Regions from separate parts of the Mus musculus genome. Here region 2 is linked to region 1. Evidence: chromatin loops called from intact Hi-C (ENCODE). Cell type or tissue: left cerebral cortex. All regions are shown on one strand.

What was found. Hi-C counts contacts between places; a loop is a spot of excess contacts. Peaks named below come from ENCODE experiments on the same cell type or tissue, not always from the same donor. Only the 100,000 strongest peaks of a DNase experiment are listed, where the experiment ranks them.
Region 2: it touches region 1 in a loop (2.5-fold over the local background); 5 of 42 quality-filtered maps call a loop at or near these places.

Annotation. Positions count from the first base shown.
Region 1 is chr8:41,808,083-41,810,582 of GRCm38, reverse strand. No RefSeq gene overlaps it. Among named protein-coding and RNA genes, the nearest start is that of 2810404M03Rik, 18 kb to the left of the region's middle. In left cerebral cortex, no CTCF peak of the experiment used is centred here; a DNase peak (open chromatin) is centred at 1,139.
Region 2 is chr8:41,572,114-41,574,613 of GRCm38, reverse strand. No RefSeq gene overlaps it. Among named protein-coding and RNA genes, the nearest start is that of Gm50494, 160 kb to the right of the region's middle. In left cerebral cortex, a CTCF peak has its summit at 1,372 (motif pointing left); DNase peaks (open chromatin) are centred at 834 and 1,367; H3K27ac peaks cover 198 bases.

The DNA.
Region 1 (2,500 bases):
TTTGAAAAAAATCTCAATACCCCACTCAAGGGTGAGCCCCCAACAGCTTCAAGTCTTCCTTTATGTCACATTTATAAAAGGTCCCAATACCTCCTGGTAACCATACCATGAACCAAGCCTTTAACCCAGAAACTTCGAGGGAACAAGCTCAAGGGAGCAAGCACAGACCTTAGCATATGGCCTGAACCAGAACATGCAATATACCTGGTTTATGCCTGAACATCCACATCATGTGCTGAGACATCAAGATGTATGAGTCCTCTGAAGTAGAAACTTCTAGTTCTTTGAAAAGTTAATGATGTCAAATGATGGTTGGTTGGGACACACAGGTGAAAGGATGTCTTGCCAAAGCAAACACGTGAAAGACTGCTTTCCTGAAGCAGACACAGGTGAAAGGATGATTGGCTATAGCAAACACGTGAAAGGACCTGTGATGAAGGAGTATAAATATGACCCCACAGACAGTGGGAGACGAGCACTGAGAATTAGTTTGCTTTGTTCCGTCTCAATATTCTTCTCTGTGTATTGATTTGTCTTACATAGCACTGTTGAGCTCACCTTGTTGTAGTGCTGCCATTGAGAGAAACTTGCCCAAGAACTGCTCGTGAGTTTCCTGCGGCAGCTTGCCACTTCCGCAGTCTCTTCTCAGGCCAGCTAGCGAGCCTGGTGGTTTCTTCACGATTGAACTACAGCTGCCTGGTATCTGCCTGCCTAGAGGACTGGTCTGCGGCTGCTGACCCATTGTATTTGATCCTTGCTATGGGACTGAATTGCTGCCCAGGATCCAGTTCCCCCATATCCTAATAACTATTCTGTTCCATTACCTCAGCTGGGTGGTAGGCTAGAGGAGAGGTTGAACCCTTATTAAAAATAGGTTGCAAAAACTTTATTCCTACATCCTCTGATGGATTCTGGTTCACAAAGATGTCCTACCTATTCCACCAAACAAGTTATTTTTAGAGTTTCTTTAAGAGATGCTAATGTGCTTGTATCAAAATAGGCTAGAACCCTTACTAAACTTAGATTTCTGGTTCACCAGAGCAGTGAGAAAGTCTAAGCAAGTCTTAGACAACACCCCAGATAAAAACAGCATGTGCTTCTTTTCTAGGGACCATATTTTGAAGGCCACTCAGCTAATGGAATGCATAGCCCATTTCTGCCTTTTCTTTACTCTGAAAAGAAGGGATGGAACTTGGGAGAAGAAATAGCACAGTCAGGACAGCGATTCCTGCTCCTTTTTTTAACTCAGTAAGCATGAGAAAGGATGTCTTTTTTTCTCCATTCGGTGAATGGCTTCTCTGGACAGGCATGTCTACAAGTATGAGGAAATAGCTCCTAATGTCCCAGTCTGTTTGTTTTGGTGATAATCAACCATATAATGCTGCACATCTGTTGGATCACAAAGCGAAAGTCATTTTCTCCAACCTGAGTAGACCTTCTGAAATCTATGACTTAAACGTTTTTAAAAATGTGATCTCTGTTCATCTAGACCTCTGCGTCCTCTCTCAATGCATTCTGAATTCCGGTTATTGAGAGAAAATGAATGTATGTGTTAATTTTCTAAAGTGCTAGCACAGTTCTTTCCCTTTTCCAATGGTTTCTCTTCTTGGTCCTTTGAAAGCAATATAAAGGGTTTCACTAACTTAGTAAACAGGGCTGTAAAAAAACAAAACAAAACAAAACAAAACAAAACCCAGAAGTGCAAACAGTCTGTGCTGGATGGGTGGATCAATGCTTTGCAAAGGGAAGAAGACAAATTGATGTAGCACCTCCACAATAAACAGTCACTAAAATGTGTGGAGGAGCTCAGTGAGGGTCTCCTTCCCAAGCTTTCACCTTATTTAGCTCCAATTTCCTAAGACTTTTCTAATAAAATAGAAGAAAAGCATCCTGGATACTAGCTGTAAAGGCACTAATAAAACAAATACTTACTGAGTTAGAAGAAGAAGAAGAAGAAGAAGAAGAAGAAGAAGGAGGAGGAGGAGGAGGAGGAGGAGGAGGAGGAGGAGGAGGAGGAGGAGCTAAAGGGATCTGCAACCCTATAGGTGGAACAACATTATGAACTAACCAGTACCCCTGAGCTCTTGACTCTAGCTGCATATGTATCAAAAGATGGCCTAGTAGGCCATCACTGGAAAGAGAGGCCCATTGGACACGCAAACTGTATATGCCCCAGTACAGGGGAACGCCAGGGCCAAAAAAATGGGAATGGGTGGGTAGGGAAGTGGGGGGGAGGGTATGGGGGACTTTTGGGATAGCATTGGAAATGTAATTGAGGAAAATATGTAATAAAAAATATTTTAAAAAAATAGTTAACAGATATCTTCCACACTCCTACTGTGGACCAGGTACTGTGTTAATTCCCTCTGCACAGTGTTTTTTCATGAAAAGCATGCAGTAAGAGTCAGTAATACTTGACAAGGAAACTAGTTAGGTTAGCACTGGTGAAAGCCAGACATGAAGGTTGAGTTTACACTCTGATCTGACTCAAAGTTAGGGC
Region 2 (2,500 bases), 240 kb after region 1:
CTTTCTCAAAGCCTAAAAAAAGTCATAGGGAGCTAAATAAGATTAGTGAGAAAGAATTCAGCTTTAAATTTTCAGCATTAAAACAAGGATTATGTCTCTAATAAAAACAGACTCTTTTCATTGGGTATAGGTTTTTTAAGTAATCTGCTTCCATTGCTCATTTAACAGCGGTGAACCGAAGACCTGCTCTGGTCTAAGGCACTGGCATTTTCTTCCCACGGTGAACAAAACAGACTGATTTTAAAGAAGTTCTATTCTAGGAATTCTTCCAGGGTGACAAAAATCCTTGACTTTGTCCTTCAAGGGTTTCCTGCTGTACTGGGGCCCCTGGGTATAATCCACAGCGTGTCATTATAGAAATTTCTAACCAAATAACATATAGTTTGTCATTTGTGGCATTTTTTTCTTTTGCTTATAAGGCCTTTGGTGTGAGATACAATGCAATCAGCTTTCACAAGGCAACAAACAGAGGGGAGTGTCAGAGGAGAGAGCCACTGAAATATGCCTCTCCACACCCCACCGTTAGTGCTCAGCACAGTTCGTGGGTTTTCCTGAAAACCAAACCCCTGAGATGTCCATGACTACTTCTGCCTCTAGAGTTTTATTTCAATCCGAGTAGGTAATGAGGTTGCTATGGCCTCTGCACTCACCAGAAACCTCTTCAATGAGTAGCATAGCCTTTCCGTTCGCAGATCAAGAAGGGTCACCCAGGCCACAGGCAGGGTTCAACAAGGACTCTCACCAGGGCCCTCTATTTTCCATTCTGCCTTGGGAGAATTCCTTTCTCTTACTGAAGAACAAACTGTCTGCATTTCCCAAACTGCCAGCAGCTCCCGACGAAATCTGGAGGGAGGAGGGAGAATGACGGACTGAGCAGAAGGAGTACAAATATCCCTCCATCTTGTCACAGACTGGTACTGTGTTGTTCAAGAGAATGTGAAGTTGTCAAATGATGTTGGAACAAAATTTGATAACAAAGGCTTGGGATACAGCTCGGTTGCCATTTACTGGCATTTCATCCTGAGGCAGTCACCAGAATACCATTATATTTATACAACAATAAAAAATACATATACAAAAACATTTGGCCAATGGGAGTCCCCCACCCCCACCCCGTTTCCCCCAAGATAATACAAGCCAGTGAGTGACAGGCATTTTTAGTGTTTTGCGCTGCTGTGACAAAGGGTCAGATCTTCAGAGAAGTCTTGACAAAGGATTCCATTGACCTTGCGATACATTTTATGTCCCTCTTCAGAATGTTTAATGTCCACAATTATGTGTCGGGCCTGAAAGTTTCAGAACACCAAGCAAACTGCCCTCCTGTGAAAGGCAACCTGCAGAAGTCACTAAGGTGGGATTCTACTGCCCTCTGCTGGATGTTTCCCGAAGCACTGTTTCTGGGTAGACTTTTGAGAAGCTCTGCCTAGGTCTATGCAGCTGGGGTGCCTTCTTGGGGTGCCTTCTCGCTTGTGTGCTTCTTTACACACAATGCTAGGTCCACACCATATGTTCTTTCATAACCCTTGTGGCATTTTGGATAATCCAGTTCACAATTTATGCTTTCTCCAACTAAATCATTAGTAAATTACGAGGAGAGTTTAAATATTATATTTATTCTTTTTAAGTAGGTCTTAGATATTTAACAAAAAAATTACCAATGCACAAAATATTTACTGGTGTTCACTCATAATACTAGACATCAAGACACCAGAAGAGTAACCCCTGGTTAGGACATGTCAGCAACATTACACAATCCCCCTTACCAACATTGGTTATTTTAATGATTATAAATTTCTTTTGAAGTCAATATTGGTTTAAGTGTATACTTTAGGTATAAATTTCAGTGTGGAAGTGTTAATTTACAAATCAATTTGTATTTGTGATCATTCCTATATAATGTCAACTGCCTGCACACAGAAAATGCAGCCCTGCAAAGAAAGGCCTCTTAACTTTCAAAACCACTTAAAAAAAAAAAAGCAAAAAACAAAAAAAACAAAAACATTATGGGCAATTTCCAGTAGTAATAACCACACTCCAAAGAGTGACTGATAGTCATAGGCTTCACCCAAACGCATTCCAGTTGTAACATGGGAGACACATTTACTGAGCTACACTGAGCACCCCAACATTATTCTATATATCCTGCTGACTCTCATGTATACAGTTATCTGCACTACAAGCACATCTCATAGTACACATATAGAAAAAACTGTCCATGTATGATCTATGTTCTGTATCTATCTATCTATCCATCCATCCATCCATATATTTATCTACCTATCTATATCTCTCTTTTCTCTCTCTCTTTACCTCTCTCTCTTTAACTCTCTCTTCTTCTCTCTCTCTCTCTAAAACACACACACACACACTGGTTTAAGATACAGACTTGTGACCTAAACTCTGTCAAGGTTTCAGCATAACTCTGCTTAGACAGAGTAAAGAATGATAAAGAGAAAACATCACAACTTCACCCTTACACAGCCACTAGCGTACCCATGAC